Regions from separate parts of the Homo sapiens genome. Here region 1 is linked to region 2. The links are chromatin loops, found by intact Hi-C in ENCODE. Cell type or tissue: B cell. All regions are shown on one strand. Each heading gives the region's core, and the rest is flanking DNA. Links, peaks and the distances in the headings are about the cores only.

Region 1 (9,116 bases), core at 807-8,806, 49 kb after region 2:
CCACGATTTCTCAAAGAATGTAAAACAGAATTATCATTTGACCCAGCAATCCCATTATTGAGTATATATCCAAAGGAATATAAATTGATCTACCATTAAGACACATGCATGCATCTGTTTGACGCAGCACAATTCACAGTAGCAAAGACATGGATTCAACCTAGATGCTCATCAGCAGTGAACTGGATAAAAAAAAAAGTAGTACATATATACCATGGAATACTATGCAGCCATTAAATAGATTAAAATCATGTCCTTCGCAGCAATGCAAATGGAGCAGGAGGCCATTATCCCAAGCAAATTAGCACAGGAACAGAAAACCAAATACTGCATGTTCTCACTAAGTGGGAGCTAAACTTGGAGTACACATGGACACAACGAAGGGAACAACAGACACAGGGGTTTACTTGAGAGTGGAGGACAAAGGAGGGTGAGGATCCAAAAACTACCTGAGGACAAAATAATTTGTATACCAAACCCCAGGGACATGCAATTTACCCATGTAACAAACTCGCACATGTACTCCCTGAACCTAAAATAAAAGTTGGAGGGAAAAAAATGGATGATAAATTTTATATAAAGCTATAAAAATTGTGAAAGAAAACACAAGAGAATATTTATCAATAGCAATTACCACAGCTCCAAAAAATAAAATAAAATAAAATAAATACTTAGCTATAAATCTATAAATCTTGGGGTTAGGCAAAGCCTTCTTAGATGTGACACCAAAAACATGATCCATTTTTTTAAAAAAAGAATAAACTGGACTACATCAACATTAAAAACTTTTCCTCTGCAAAATACTAAAAGAGAATAATTATAGGCAAGTTATATATTAAGAGAAATATTTGTCACGTATATGACAAAGAACTTGTATATAAAGACTGTCAAAACTTAATAGTAAGAAAATAAGCTACCCAATTAAAAATAGGCAAAGAATTTGAACCACACTTAACCAAAGAGAATATACAGAAGGTAAATAAGCACAGGGAGAGATGCTGAACACCATTAGTTATTATGGAAATGCAAATTAAAGCCTTGATGATACCACCACAAACCTGTTAGAATGGCTGAAATAAAAAATATCGACAATACCAAATTCTGAGAATGATGCAAAGCAGCTGGAACTGTCATATATTAGTGAAAGGAATGAGAAATGTTATAGGCACTATGGAAAACAGCTTGCCAGTTTCTTATAAAATTAAACATATGCTTAACTTATGGCCCAGCAATCCCACTCCTAGGTATTTACCCTAGAAAAATGAAAACTATATTTCACACAAAAATCTGCATATGAATGTTTACAGTAGCTCTAGTCATAAGTACCAAAAACTGGAAACAGCTCAAATGCCTTGAAACAGGTCAATGGATAAACAAACTGTGGTACATCCAGATGATAAAATATTACCCAGCAATAGAAAGGAATGAATGCTTGATACTTGCAACAACATGCATCACTATCAAAGGCATCTTGCTGAATGAAAGAAATCAGTCTCACATACAAATGGCCAACAGATATATGAAAATGTGCTCAATATCACTAATCATCAGGGAAATACAAATTAAAGTCGCAATAGAATATCTCCTCACACCTGTTTGAATGGCTACTATCAAAAACGCAAGATAAGTTTTAGAGAGGATGTGGAGAAAAAGGAACCTTGCTACACTGTTGGTGTGAACGTAAATTAGTACAGCCATTATGGAAAAACAGCATAGAAGTTCCTCAAAAGATTAAAGATATAATTACCGTATGATCTCACCAGCAACCCCACTTCTGAGTATGTATCCAAAGGAATTGAAATCAGTATGTCAAAGCAGTATCTGCACTTCCATGTTTATTGCAGCGTTATTCACGATAGCCAAGATATGGAAGCAAACTGTGTCCACCAACAGATGAATGGATAAAGAAAATGTAGTTTATAATACACAATGAAATACTACTCAGCCTTAAAAAATAAGAAAATTCTGTCATCTGCAACAACATGGATGAACCTGGATGACATGTTAAGTGAGATAAGCCAGGCACAGAAAGACAAATACTGAATGACCTTATTTGTCTATGGAACCTAAAAAACTAAAACTCATAGAAGTAGCAAGTGGAATGGTGATTACCAGAGGCTGGTAGGCGGAAAGGGAAGGGTGAGGATAGGAAAGGGAAGATAATTGTCAAAGGGTACAAAGTTTCCGTTAGACCAGCAGGAATAAGTTTCAGGATCTATTGCACAGCATGGTGACTCATAGCTAATGATAAAGTTCATATATCTCAAAACTGCTGAAAGGGTTAATTTTAAATGTTTTCACCACGCAAAAAAATGATAAGTATATGAAATGATGAATAATGTTAATTAGCTAGATTTAATCACTCTACAATAATTCATGACATGGCATTGTACCTGGTCTATAATTATTATTTGTCAATTAAAAATAAAATAAAATGGTCAGGTGCGGTGGCTCACTCCTGTAATCCCAGCACTTTGGGAGGCTGAGGCGGGCAGATCACTTGACGTCAGGAGTTCAAGACCAGCCTGGCCAACATGGTGAAACTCTGTCTCTACTAAAAATACAAAAATTAGCCCAGCACGGTGGTGCACACCTGTAATCCCAGCTACTTGGGAAGCGGAAGCATGAGGATCGCTTGAACATGCGAGGCGGAGCTTGCAGTGAGCCAAGATCACTCCACTGCACTCCAGCCTGGGCGACAGAGGGAGACTCCGTTTCAAAAATAAATAAATAAATAAATAAATAAATAAATAAATAAATAAATGAAATAAAATACCACAAAACTTAAAAAAAAGGAATCAGTTTCAAATGGCTACCTACTATATGATTCCATTTGTATGACATCTGGAAAACACAAAACTACAGTGATGGAGAAAAGATCAATGGTTGTCAGAGGCTATGGACAGGAGGAGGATGTGTCTAAAAAAGGAGCAGCACAGGGAATTTTGGCAGTGATGGATCTGTTCTGTGTCCTGTTTGTGGTGAAGGTTTACATGAATCTATATATGTGTGTGTGTAAATATACATACATATATACACGTACATGTATATGTACATGTTTATACACATATATGTATATACACATATGTAGTTGTACATGTATATGCATACATATGTATATATAAATAATATACACATGCATATATGTGTATATACACATATGTGTATATATATGTAAACATATATAGCGTCTCTCTATATAACATATATAATCTATGTATGTGTTAACTCTACATCCAAAAAATCAATTTTATCGGATGTTAACTTTAAAAATAAAGAAAATAGAGCAAAAATTCATACTTAGTATTTCAAATATTTTTAAAGGAGGAAATATCACTCATGAAGAAAACAATACATTGTGAAACATAAAAACAGGCAGAACTGAAACAGTATCATGTGAGTGTGAGCTTTTTTTAGAAGAGAGTGATTAAGTAACTTGACAACAAGACACATATTTAATAAGAGACACTAGTGGGATTTGAATGCAAGTCCCCTGACTTGGACTACAGAAGAATTTTTACAGAAGTATCCCACAAAGCACCCGTGCTAAGTGGGAAAGAGCCCTGGATTCCAACTCAACATGCTTGCATTTGAATCTTGGCTCCACCCTGCCTTCTAGCTTTGAATCTGTTTCCTCTTCTGTAAAATGAGATCAATAGCAGAATCTACCTTATAAAATTTTGTCACGTGTATGTAAAATGCTTCATGTATCCCCGACATAGGAGTGTTCAAGAAATGGCAGCTATTTACCTCTTGCAGCCTTAGTTTCTCCCCTAGCAACATAGAAATGACACCTGCGTTGTGAGAGATTTAAAAAGCATGCTACAAATATGTTCTTTTGCTGGCATGTTAGTATTTGCACAAAGAACACAAGTCCTTGAGGTTTATATTTAGTTACAGAAATGGATGAAGTAAATTGAATTTAGGTATGTTTGATACAAAACACAGTCTTCCTTTCACTCCCACCCCACCTCCAGCTCCTTTCTCATTTTTGGCTGTGTAATGAATGCTCTCTGGGTACATGTCCATAACTATTTAAAAATATCTATCAAGATTTTCTTCATCGAGATTTTATATATATATATATGTGTGTGTGTGTGTGTGTGTGTGTGTGTGTGTGTGTATTATATATGTCTATGTATTCCTGTACAGCCTGCAGAACCATATGGATATGGTGTGGATCTGTGTCCCCACCCATATCTGATATTGAATTGTAATTTCCAGTGTTGGAGGTGAGGACTGGTGGGAGGTGATTGGACCACGGGGGAAGATTTCTTGTGAATGATTTAGCCCCATCATCTTTGTACTATCCTCATGATAGTGAGTGAGTTCCTGTGAGATGTGGTCATTTAAAAATGTGTAGCACTTTCCCCCTCACTCTGTCATTCCCGCTCTGCTCATGTGATGTGCCTGCTGTGGCCATATGATGTGCCTGCTCCCCCTTCGCCTTCTGCCATGATTGTCTAAGTTTCCTGAGGCCTCTCCAGAAGCCAGCAGATGCCAGCGTCATGCTTACAGTACAGCCTGCAGAACTATGAGCCAATTAAGCATCTTTTCTTTATAAATTACCCAGTCTCATGTATTTCTTTATAGCAATGCAAGCACAGACTAATACATATATAATCTGGGCTCAAAGACAAGAAAAAGTAATCAAGATAAGGAACAAGAGGAAGGCAGAGGGAAGCAAGAGGAGCAGAAAAAAAGCCTCCTAGAATAACTTTTCTGAGCAAAGCAACTCTGGTTAGCTTGTTGCTTTTATGCACTTGTGAAGCAGGAGCACACATTGCAAGCACCCTGATTATTATTATAAATATAGATCACCTCGATTACTGTAAGTGATGTTGCTTAATACAATGGATAGCAGCTTTTTAAAACAGGCAAAGCTCTTTTCCAAGTATTGACGTCAGCAGGACCTTGTAATTGTTCCTCTTATTGGTTCAACCGCCACTACAGCCACAGATGTCGCCAGCAAGCATGACAGGGACTGCCGCTTTCCACACTGCAACACAGACTCGAAGAAGCTGCCCTCTACTTGGGGTTGGTAGGGTTGGTAGCAACCTTTGCCTCTAGCTTATTAGCTGTGTGCATCATTTTCAGTTAGAGGTGTAAGATGGTTGGGAGAAGCGGATCAAGGTGTGCTTAGGTAGGAAATGTTTGTTTTATCTCTTTTCTCACTTGAGTTTACAAAATTCAGTGTTAGAATTCACCTCAGTTCACCTGTAAGGTAGGCATTGGTGCTCTCCTTATTCATAGGCAGAGGAAATGCCTGCCTGGTTTAATTCTTTAGGTGAGAATCTGCAAGCCCTTTTCTCCTACTCCAACTCATTCTCCCACCAGCCCTGACATGTTGCTAGAAATATCAGGATTATTAAATCTGGATTAATATTTTGGCTAGATTTAACTTTTTGGCCTTTTAGCAAAGAGCAGGACCTAGAGAAAAAGAGATCCAAGAAAGACAAGTTTTGGCAGGAACATTAAAGGTGAGATAGAAAAAGGGATTAGAAGCAGCAAAGAATGATGGGGTTCAGAGGTGTTCAGGGTGCTGGGCAGAGATGAGGAACATTCAGAAAGGAAGAGAACACAAATAAAAATGGAAGTTGCTAAACACGATTTTGCCCACTCCATCAGAAGAAACTTACCTAGATATCACTTCATACCTGTTAGGATGGCTTTCATCAAAAAGACAAAAGATAAGTGTTGGTGAATGTGGGAAGAAAGGAAACCCTAGCACACTGTTGGTGGGAATGTAGATTGATTCACCCACTGCAGAAAACAGCATGGAGTTTCCTAAAGAAATTAAAAATAGAGGTGGTGGACATGACCCAGCAATCCCTCTTCTGGGTATATACCCAAAGGAAATGAAATCACTACATCGTAAACATATCTGCACTCGCATATTTATGGCAGCCTTATTCACAGTAGCTAAGATATGGGAACAACTAAAGTGTCTGTCAATGTATGCATTAATAAAAAAATTGTGGTGTATTTATATACAATGGAATATTATTCAGCCTTAAAAAAGAAAGAGATCTTGCCATTTGTGACAACATGGATGAACCTAATTGACATTAGAAGTGAAATAAGCCAGGAACAGAAAGAAAAATACTGCATGACCTCCCTTATATGCGGAAACAACAAAAAAGAATTGAATACATTGAAATGGAGTAGAATAGTGGTTACCAGGGGTGAGGAAAGGGGAAGATGTAGGTCAGCAGGCACAAAGTTGCAGTTATGTAGGATGAATAGGTTTAGAGCTCTAAAGTACAACAGGAGAAGTATAGTTAATAATATTGTATTATATATGAGAAATTTGCTTGGAGAGTGGGCGTTAGGCACCCTTATCACACATATAAGAAAGATAACTGTATAAGATGATGGATATGTTCCTTTGCTTGATTGTAGTAATAGCTTTGCTATAGGTATATCAAAGCATCATACTGTACACCTTAAATACAGAAAATAAAAAGTAAATAAAAGAAGAAACTTACCTGGTCCTTCTAAGATTAAGTAATAAGAAAATGACTTGGTAGTTGGCTATTCTCTGTGTCCTATTTTATCACACTCTGAGTAATGTTTATTGAAGAGCGGGAAATACTAAACATGTTGGGTTTTAGAGATAAAATGAGATGTGTCATGACTTTGAAGTTGGTTGTCTTAATTTTGCCTTTATTCACCACAAGTAAGACTTGGAAAGCTGTGAAATCTTGGGGTTTTTTTCCCCCACTGGCTATGTTCCCATGTTCATAATAATGCTTCCGGAAAGACCAAACTCAAGTCATGTCCCGGATGTGACCAAGACTGGAATATTATCTAGGATCTGTATAAAACTCTCGTTTTCCGAGAGAATGTTTGCTAAAATAGCTCTTGTAACTCCCAAAAGTCTGACTGGTTTTCTCGCTGCATGTGAAGGCTGATTTGCTTTGACTGAGACCTGTATACATGTGCTCCGCCTATGGTAATTGGCCATGCCTTAGGGTTGGGGGTAGGGTGGGGGACAACGGTACGTGTAAAACAGAAATGACATCTTCATTTCCTGCAAAAGCCATTTGTGTAAACTGTGTAAACTCTGTGAACTTTGCTGAGTTTCAATAAATACTTTGAAATCTGAGATGACTGAGACTTCTTTCTGCCCTGTCTAGGGTAACAATAAACTTCCAGCAAATGTTGACTTCTGAGGAAGTAGCCACAGCCACCAGCTTCACCAAGAAAAGGAGGGGGAGAGTTTCTTCACATCAAAGAATGCTCTAAATGGATGCAGATAATTAACCATGTTATAAAGCCCCTGGTTGTGCCTGAGTTCTATTAATGGTTTGGGTAACAGTGTGAGCTCTGGGGTCAAAGAGCACTAGGTTTAAAGCCCATTGAGTATGGACAAGTTAGTAACTTCCTCTGTCTCTGTTTTCTCACATGTAAAATGGAGGTAACGATAACATGTGAAGCACTTCAACCAATTCGTAGAGCCCAGTAAGGGATAACAAAATGGCAGATACTAGTATCATTATTGTTGCTCTTCATGTCTGTTATCATCATCATAATTATAATTCCTTAAATGGATATCTTTTTTTCATCTGCTCCACAGATTTGGAGCCACTCCTCCCATCAGGCCAGGTGGATACACCTAAAATCGCACTCTTAACTGCTAGAGCCAAGATGGCAATTAGGTTGCAGCTCAGTGTTCCAACTCTGATTAGTTGATATTAGCTTCCTGGAAAGCTGGGTAGACCAGATTCTTAAGGCTGTTGTGAGATTAGCAGAGCATCATGATCGATTATCACTGTCTGCCATAAGCATGGGAGGGAAAAGGGAATACTCTGCTTATTTGCCAGCCCTGGCCTAGGAGCTGTGCACCATGCCTCAGATGCTTTCTGCCCCACTGAAACAGTGCAGAAAAGTACAAACATTCTCCTTTCTGGGTACCATAATTCTACCAATCCTGATGTTAAAAGAGATTCTTATTGGTAACAGGCTATAACCCAGTTCAAGACCAGACACTGAAAAATTGATGAGTTGTCCTTGTTTTTCTCTTTTTTCAATTTTGTTCAGGGCTTCATAGCTTCCTTCTGGGCAAACTATTTGGCTAGTAGACATGATTTGAGTAACACGGTGGTCTGCTTTTCTTCAATAATGATGATAATGGCATATATTTTCAGAGCACTTAATTTATAAAATGCTCTTACATCCATTAGGATACTTTATATTCAACTGTTTGGCATGCAGAAGGCACAAAAGGAAGTGAAGGCAAACTGGTGTGGGTATTTCTCAAGTCTCGTCTCAAGCTCATTGATGATTCTAGCACATATGTTTTGTTTCCAAAGTGCTGGCGTTTCACTTCCAGGGTAATGGTATCTGCCTCTTGCTGTGATCCTTCCTCTGGTTTCTTGACTCCTTAATTAATTTTCCTTTCATTTATAATTCTTCCTCATGTAATACATGTTTGCCTGTTGTTAAAATATTGCCCTCACATTGTGCAGCATGCCCCAGTATTTCCTCAATGAGTCACTTATGGATCTCAGGGCCAATTTTGTTCCCAAGACAAAATGCCAAGGCCAAGATGAGTTCCAGTTTTGTGCTAATGATTTCAAATTCTTAAGGCTTAGAAACCCCCCCAAGTGCCACACAGATACCAAAATGATTAAATGGTGGCCTCTGTAGAAGGCAGGCTCTCCATCCTTTGCTGAACCAAAGGGCTATTTTCCCGTTCTCTTAGATAGCTTCTACTTCAGAAGTATAATCTATTCTCTCCCACTCATCCAGTCTCAAGAGAATTGGAACTATTTTGCAATAAAAGATGTGTAAGGCTGACCCTCCCTGCCTACGCTGCTCTCTGCTTAAATGGGTTGAGTCAGTATTTCCTCTTTTTCTAATTCAGCAATGGGCCAGCTGGTTTTGTCTGATAGACTAAGACCCAATTAAATGACCTTCTTTCTAACCAGGAAAACAATAGAGGTAAGCAATTATTTAATTAATGGAATCAAAGAAGACTGTGAAACATATAAATTTAGATTCTAAAACTTATTTCTTTCAGAGCAATATTTTGGGAAATTTCCATAGGAGAGTGATTTGTTTCCATTGTGAAACTTTGAATTACATAACAGAAACTATGTCTTGCTTTCCAT
Region 2 (9,116 bases), core at 457-8,456:
AGTCGGACAAGAGGGGCTTCCCTGGGAGACTGTGTCCACAGTTTGTTGAACACAGTGGCCTGGTGCGGGGTGGAGCTTGAGCAATCTAAGATTGAGAAGGCATGGCTGGGGCTCAGTGTTCCAAGGGCCCTGCAAGGAAAGAGGCTGCACTGGGAATGACCTAGACCATCAGAGTCAGGGATGCAAGATATCCTGAATAATATCTTGGACAAAATAAACCATGAAGAAGAGCCTGCCGATCATACATTTGTTCATTCAACAAATACTAAGTGCCTATTATATGTCAAGCACTGTTTTAAGTATTCAAATCTGTAAATAAACAAGCCGTGATTCTCGTACTCATTGAGTTTACATTCCATTTGGAAGAAACAGATAAAAATGATAAGCATAATATATAATTGAACGATAGAATAGGATATGACAAGTATTATGGGAAAAACAGAGGCAAGGAAGGGGCACTGGAAGTTTTAGAGTGAGGTGGGTATGTAGGGTACAATTTTTAGAAAGGGCTTCACAGCAGGCCTCATTGAGCTGATAAGATCTGGGCAGATGTGGAGGAGGTAAGAGATTCAGACTTCCACATTTTGAACAAAGTCTTTTCTAGGAAGAGAGAATGCCAGTGCAAGTGCCCTAGAAGGGAGCATGTACAGCATGTTCAAGGTGCAGCAGAGCAGCTGGAGTGGAGTGAGCATGGGGTGAGAAATAAGAGATGAAGTCTGAGGTCAGGAAGGTAATGGGCTGTTAAAGTGAGGTGATCGCATAGGGCTTTATAGGCCCTTGTGTGTTCTTTGATTTTATTCTGAGTGAATACAGAAGCCCTGCAAAGCTCTGAGAAGAGGAGCCACTGTGACCTGCTTATGTTTTAATGAATCTCTAGCTGCTGTGTTGAGAATAGGCTGTTGAATGGCCAAGGGTGGGAAAAGGAAGACCCACTGGGAAACTGTGGCAGCAATCCAGGGAAGTGGTGATAGAGGTTTGGGCAAGGGCAGTAGAAGAGGAGATGGTGGGAAGCAGTCAGATTCTGGGATACATTTGAGGGTGAAACCAACAGTATTTCCCAGTGTATTGAACAATGTTAGAAGAAAAAGGGAATCAAGGATATCTCCAGGGCTTAGGGCCTGGGCACCTGAAAGAACAGTGCATTAGTGAGGCAGGAAGGGCTGCAGGTGGTCTGGAGGGCAAGACCAAGAGCTCAGTTTTGGGTGTGTTCATTTTGAGATATCCATGAGACATCAAGTGGTGATGCTGGATGTAGGAACCTGGAGTTCAGGAGGCAGATCTGGGCTGGGATTTCAATGTGGGAGTCATTGATGATGGTCATGTAAGGCCCCTGAGACTAGGATGAAATCATCAGAGAAATAAGAATTTTAAAGAATAAACTCCAGAGTCTTAAACACTGAGACATAAGGAACACAAGGGGGAACTAGGATATGAAATTAAGAGGGGATGATTAATGAGAGAGGATGAAAACCAAGGGAAGTGGTGACCTAGAGACCAAGTGAGGAGAGTGTATTCCAGGGGAGGATGCCTCTGGAATATCAGTGCCACGTGCTGCTGATAGGTCCAGTAGGCTGAAGCTGAGAATTGATAGTTGATGATCATATCAATTCCTGATTTTAAACACCACAATAAAATAAAAATAAGTGAAAAATTCCTTAACATAGTAAAATACATCTATAATGTCTATATCAGTATAAGTCCAAAGCCAGCATAAAATTATTATTTGCAGACAATATGATTGTTTACCTGAAAAACCCAAGACAATCAACCAATGCCCAGGCTGGAATGCAGTGAAGCAATCATAGCTCACTGCAGTCTGGAACTCCTGGGCTGAAGTGAGCCTCCCAAGTAGCTGAGATTACAGGTGTATACCACCATGGCAAGCTAATTTTATTTTTTCAGTAGAGATGGGGACTTATCGTGTTGCCCAGGCTGGTCTCAAACTCTTGGGCTCAAGCAAATTCCTGGTCTCAAGTGATCTTTCCAAAGTGTTGGATTACAGGTGTGAGCCACCACGCCTAATCTGAAAAATTTTAAAACACTAAGAGAACGCAGTTAAGTTTTTAGGCACAGTATTGATATACAGAAATCAGTAGTCTTTTGATATCTGAAACCTCATTGGAACATATAATGGCAAAAAGATCTCTTTTATAATAACAACTAAAAAGATAAAAGACCTGGGAAAAAACAGCACACACAAAAGTATAAAACTTACATAGGGAAAACTTTACAACACTATCAGAGGCCATAAAAGACCACCTTAACAAGTGGAAAACATGGTACATCCCTGAACAAGATTATACAGATGATAATTATCCATTAATCTAGATGCATACTGCAATCCTAATAAAAATACTAATAGTTTTTAATATATTTAAATTGTACAAACTTTTCTAATGTTCAGTGGATAGACAAGTTTGACAATAAAATAAAAAGACATCTTCATGGAAACAAAAAATATTCTAAAGAAAGAGAAAATATAAATGACAGATTGGGAAAAATTTTCAACTGATATAACTGAGGAGTAACTTTATTAATATACAAAGAGCTCCCACAAATAAATAAGCAAATCAACAACTCAATAAAAAATGGCAAAAGAAAATAAATGAGCAGGTAAAAGAAAATATAAATGTTTTAAAATGTATGAATTGATTCTCAATCTCACTACAAATAAAAAAATTGTAAAACTATAATGTAATATTGTTTTTCACTTATCATATGGGAAAAGATCAAAAAGTTTGATAACACCTTTGGCTAGTATCTAGGACGACAGGCATGCTCATACTTTGCTAATTGAAGTATAAACTGTTGCTACCTCTTGGAAGAGTGATTTGAGAATGCCTGGTTACAATTAAAGGGCCTCTAATGCTCTTTGATTTAGAAAATCCACTTCTAGGACTTTTCCTACAGATATACCTGCATTGGAGTGGTAACTATATATATATATATATATATATGTATGGGTATTTATTGCAGTATTTTGTTGTTGTTGTTGTTGTTTGTTTTTGTTTTTTAATCCTGCTTCTTTTGTATGCAGAACTATTTTGAATAGCAAGAGATTAAAAACTAATCACCTATAGAAAAGGGCCTGGTTGAGTAATATATATTACAACATGCAAGTAAGCATTACACAACTGTCTAAAACAATGAAGCAGTGTTATACACTGATATGGAAAGTTCTCCAAGATATGTTAAGTGAAAAACAAAAAAACCAAACAAACCAATGTGTAGAATGTGCTAATATTTGTTAAAGACACACATGTGTGATGTACTTTCCTGGAATAATGTAAAGGGTGGTTACCTCTTAGAATAGGAACTGGGTAGCTTAGGCAGACTTATTTTCAACCTATGTGCCTTTTGAATTTTATGCCAGATGCTTGATTTACTGATTTAAAAATACAAATAATTTTGAAAAAGTTAAAATAGATGTATGAAAAATTGATTAGAAAAGAGCAAGAAAATAAGCCTTTAGAGGTGTCATCAAGGTACTCTGCAGTGAATTCTGAAATGAAACAAATTAACAAATAAGTGAGACTCTATTTTAGCTCCTGCTGCAAATTCACTTGAAATCCACCAGATGGCACAAGAAAATGCGTTGTGAACAAACTTGGACAGGTTGGTGCAGGTAGCAAATGGGATTGGTGAGAAACTAGGACTCAGGAAAACAAAGGTTCTCTCCAGACTGATTCTAGGTGAGTGCATTCTAATTCCAGGCTAGCCATGGACATCAAGGGCATGATTTTGTCATGTCAGCCAGGTGATGCCAGGAATCACCAAGTAGTATCGACAATTATAAACATGGAATTATCTACATATCACAGCCTCTGCATGAATGGTTTATTGAACGCTCCCTTCCTCAACACAGAATTCTCTTTTTTTTTCTTCCCTCTTAATCCATACTTAATGCTTTATGAAAAGAGGTATTTGTTTCTTGGTAAGCCATGTTTCTTTAATTAAAGGAGGAGAGTTGGGAGAGATCCACTGGAAAAGGAGAAAATTCTGGTTTCACAATATGCACTATTTATGAGGGTGCTTTGCTGTTGAAACCTATTAAAGGCCAGCCCAGCCTAGTTTGCCTCTTGCCCTCCCAGGAGACAATTACTGTCCTGCATAACAATTTGAAGGAAATATCGGATGTGGTCGAAAGACCAGTTGTGGCCCTCTCTCTAGCAACCATTTCTGCTTAGATTTCTTAATTGTTTCCACCACTTCCTTTACTGGGCTTGTGGCCTTCTGTGTTCTGCAGGATTCTGAGCTTTCATAAAAGCCTCCCATTCTCTCTGGAACTCACATGTGCAAGCAGATACTTCCTGGATCCCAGAGCAGCAGCACCTTAGAGAAGCGGCTCCAGCCAAATTCATCTAGTGCACATGCACATGGGAGCCTTTGCAACGCCTGGGCTTCTTTTTGACCACGGGGAAGAAGGCCCAAGTGGTCCAAGCCACTCTCTTCCCTCCTTATTCAGCCTAGCTTTCCCTTCCTCCACTCCCAGAGTTCTGGTCTGTTCTTAGCCCCTACTGAGAGTGTCTTTGCCAATGACTTTCTCCTCTCACCTCCTTGTAGGTCTGTTTCAGGTGTGGCCTTCCGAAAGATTTTGCCAGGTAAGACAGGACTTCAAGGAAAGGAATAAGACAGGAAGATTCTTCAATGGTACAGTTTTTGCCATTGAAATGCCCAGGTAGAGAGATATGTAGGGAAACACTGAGGACTACTGGAGAAATGACCACCTTTTTTGCTAAAATGAGGGACTAGCTCTCTTATCAATCCTGCCTCTGACCTGTGGGCAAAACACTGGCACAGAGTTAGAGGCAGGCAGGGGTGTGGGACCAGGAGTCAGAGTAGCCTCATCTCAGCACTGTGACCTCCATTTAGGGAAAGACTGCACTTACTATCCAGAGCCTTCGTGTCCTCCTCTCTACAATGGGAATAGCAGTTATCAGTCAAGTCCACCTCAAAGAACAGTTGAGAAGAGGGATACATTCGTAATTTATGTAAAAGAATTTTGAGATTGGTGAGATGTTTTGCATCCATGGAATATTAATAAAACCACAGCAGAACTAGCTTATGTATTGGGAGGTATGTTGATAAGAAATTATGGCTGTGATGGGACCTAGGAAACACTGCCATGGTGTCTTTGGCTGAATGTGGGGCTTAATGCAGGTGAGGACATGTGCTGGGTAATTGAAGTCACTACAATTCTTCCAATATGGGCTAAATGCAAGGAAAGCTCCTCTGCCCTAGGTAAAGAGCTGGCTGCCTTTTAGGAAATTGAGGCTTTTTAGTGAAAATATCAAAGCTGGGTCCAGGAGCTCACACTTGTAATCCCAACACTCAAGTGAGATGGGAGGATCACTTGAGCCCAGGAATTTGAGACCAGACTGGGCAACAAATGGAGACACCATTTCTAAACAACAACAACAATAACAACAACAGCAAATTAGCCTGGTGTGGTGGCACATGCCTTTAGCCCCAGCTACTTGGGAGGCTGAGGTGGGGGGATTGCTTAATCCAAGGAGGTTGAGGCTGCAGTGAGTCATAATCATGACACTGCACTCCAGCCTGGGCAATAGTAAGTCTCTCTCTCTCTCTCTCTCTCTCTCTCTCTCTATATATATATATATATATATATATATATATGTTTGTGTGTGTGTGTGTGTATATGTGTGTATGTGTGTACATATATATTATTTGAAATGTTGACAGAAGCCTCACATCAGTCCTTCTTGTCAATGAATGATAAATCAAATTCAATACTTGTAATTCTCCATTTGTATCTTAATTCGGAGCATCTGCCAATTCTTATCCCATTCTTTGCTTTTCAAATAGACTTGCAAACGTGGTTGTTACCAAATCTGGAATTGCACACACAATTCTCCCTAAACCCCTTCTGCCAGATTACTGTTATGTAAACCACCTTCTTTATAGTCCTCCACAGTTTGCAATGGTATTTTACTTGATTTTTTTTTTCAGTGAGCTCCCCACCTTTAGTGCTACAAGTCATATGCTACATTTACATTTAAGCAGTGGTCCACTTATAGAGTATGAAGAACTTCCACAAATCACATTCATTACCCACAAAGCACTCTGTAATACAGATACCACTTCTCTTTCTTTTTTATTTTAAGTTCTGGGATACATGTGCAGAACATGCAGGTTTGTTACATAGGTATACATATGCCATGGTGATTTGCTGCATGTATCAACCCGTCATCTAGGTTTTAAGCTCCACATGCATTAGCTGTTTGTCCCAATGCTCTCCCTCCCCTTGCCCCCAACCCCTGACAGGCCCCGGTGTGTGATGTTCCCCTCCCTGTGTCCATGTGTTTTCATTGTTCAACTCCCACTTATGAGTGAGAACATGCGGTGTTTGGTTTTCTGTTCCTGGATACCACCTCTCTTTCACAGATGAAGAAACAGACTCAAAGGGATTTGCTGATTTGTCCAAAGATGTAGTTTGTCAATTCAAAGTAAGAATTAGGACTTAGCCCTATAAACTGTCCCTGTTTTAGCAGCACCATGTAAGAAGTCGCAACAGTGCAGGAAACATTGGAGTTTCATGATGCTGAATGAAAGAAACGACACGTGACATCTGTCATGGAGCATTTAGTCGTGACTCATTGGCTGCTCTATCCTGCTCCACCTATTTTCTAAAATGTGTTGGAATGTGTAGCCCCTGAGACTCCACAAAAAAAGAGGCTCCCTTGTCCAAATATATTTGGAAAATGTGGCATATTACACTCGCCCTCCTCTCCTACAATGTGCACATTAGCATCGTAAAGGCCCTGAGAAGTCCTCCACTAAAGAAATCTGTTTTACCTTGTTTGACCCTATATTTCCCAAGCTTATTTGGGCACAGACTTCTTTATATAACATCTATTAAATCTATTAAAATCCTGCAGAATTAGTGTGCCATGCAGGGAATACGCTTTTGGAGAAGTGTATAAAAATGATTTGAGGGAAGTTGAGAAAGTCAGAGAAGGTAATCAAAGGGGATTTAAACTAGTCAAGAAAAAGTGTATGAGAAAAACAGGCAGCACAGTTGAAGGATACCCCTCAGAAGTCTGTGAGCTGGATGCTGCTGCTGTGTGCCTCTGACAGCTCTTCATCCAGGCACTGACCCAGCTCTGGGCCTCAGCTTCCCCATCTCTAAACCGAAGGGGTTTGCCTGGGATTTCTCTAAAGCTATTTCCCTCCCAAATTGTCAGTTACATTTTCCCCAGGAGATCCTGAAACTAATTCCGTGAACATTTTTATTTGCAACCTTTTACTTTGATATAACTTGAAATTTAGAGAAACATTAGAAAAAGGACACATGAGGAATTTTCTTTCCTCCGATTCATCCGCTGTGTATATTTTGCCATATTTGCTTTCTAGTTCTCCCTCCATCTCCCTCTTTCTTTCTCCCTCCCACCGCCACTTTCTCCTATGCTCTCTCATATTCTTTTTCTCTGAACCACTTGAGACTAAGTTGGAGATATCATTCCCCTTTTACTCCAATACTTCAGGGTGAATTTTCTAAGAATTAGGACATTCTCTTATCTATCCACAGTATCATCATCAAAATCAGCTACTTAACTTTGATACAATACCATCATGTAATTCATAGTCAATAATGAAGTTTTATCTATTCTCTCAATATCTTTATAGCTACCATTCCTCCCCTAAACTTCATTAACTTTGTATAGAGGGCAAGGTTAAGTCAATGTTAAAATCATTTGGGAGGCCGAGGAGGGTGGATCACGAGGTCAGGCGTTCAAGACCAGCCTGGCCAACATTGTGAAACCCCGTATTTCCTGAAAATACAAAAAATTAGCTGGGTGTGGTGGTGGGCACCTGTAATCCCAGCTACTCGAGAGGCTGAGGCAGGAGAATGGCTTGAACCTGGGAGGCGGAGGTTGCAGTGAGCCGAGATTGCGCCATTGCACTCCAGACTGGGTGACAGTGTGAGACTCCATCTCAAAAAAAAAAAAAAATCATTTATCCACCTAAAATGAAATAAATGGAGCATCCCATTTCCCCTGTCCTCTTGTTTCAACACTGGATAAATGGGTGGAAGAGACAGATAGGAGAGGAGTGAAAGTTGTCTGAAAAGTATTAGGCAATAAATTTTGGACTTGGTATGTCTATTCAGCCATACAAGAACAAATGCCTCCGTGCATGTTAATTGTTTTACTGAAAGTCTTTGAGGTTTACAATGAGAAAAAAACTGATTTATTGTGAAAATCAGCACTTTCTGAAAAAAGAAATTTGGTCACTCCTCCTTCTTTTATTTATTCTCACTGTGCATATATATTTCCTTAACTAGATTATAAGTGCCTTTGAGTGATAGCTGGCTGATTCAGAGCACAGTGAAAGATCCGACTGGCTAGAGAAGCTTTATCAAAGAAAAGAGCAAGGGATGTGTTTGGAAAGGTAGGTTTGGCACAAACCTTGAATACTTAAATACATCGCTTAGGATTTAATTCTTTTCTTCTTTCCTAGAAAGAATTATTGCATCATAATCTTTCAGCAGTGGAGGGCAGATGAAAGAGAACAGACTTTGAAGTCCTAGGAATCAAATCTCAGCTTCACTGCTTATTAGCTGAGCATGTTCTTTAACCTCTCTGGATCTCACTGAAAAAATATGTATCTTAAGAAAGCGGACTGAGAGGTGGGCTTCAATGAGCTAACATGTATCAAGTGCTCATCCTTCCTCTTCCCACTTGCGTATATCTCATATCCTCAAATATTCTCATTTGTTAAACGCTGAAAGTCTAAAATCAACTTCTCACAAGAATTTAACATTTACCTGGGATCTACACATTTGGGAGAAGGAATCACAGAAATAGGAATATGGTGATGCTGCAAAACACCTTCATAAAGGGGGTTTGGACATTTCAGCCTGGATTGTATTGATTGCTTCCCTCTTACGTGTGTTTGGTTTGTCATCTTCACTCTTTTCTCCAGATTTCTCCATTCTGATTGGAAACCTCAAATACAACAATCTGGCTTTCACAATGAAGGTCCAACTGCAGGTGCTCAAAAAATGAAGCCCAGGGTCTCTTTCCTTCCTTGAGGAGGAAGGCAGTGTCAGCTGCTTGGAAGAAGTTGTTTGGAAAATGTGTACGTTTGTGTGG

What was found. A loop is a pair of places that touch in the nucleus more often than their neighbours do. Peaks named below come from ENCODE experiments on the same cell type or tissue, not always from the same donor. Only the 100,000 strongest peaks of a DNase experiment are listed, where the experiment ranks them.
Region 1: it touches region 2 in a loop (5-fold over the local background); 7 of 110 quality-filtered maps call a loop at or near these places.

Annotation. Positions count from the first base shown.
Region 1 is chr10:62,537,070-62,546,185 of GRCh38, forward strand. No RefSeq gene overlaps it. Among named protein-coding and RNA genes, the nearest start is that of ZNF365, 170 kb to the left of the region's middle. In B cell, for the core only: no CTCF peak of the experiment used is centred there; DNase peaks (open chromatin) are centred at 1,722, 3,522 and 4,962; H3K4me3 peaks cover 759 bases; H3K27ac peaks cover 4,757 bases.
Region 2 is chr10:62,488,625-62,497,740 of GRCh38, forward strand. No RefSeq gene overlaps it. Among named protein-coding and RNA genes, the nearest start is that of ZNF365, 120 kb to the left of the region's middle. In B cell, for the core only: CTCF peaks have their summits at 3,577 (motif pointing right) and 3,777; a DNase peak (open chromatin) is centred at 3,607.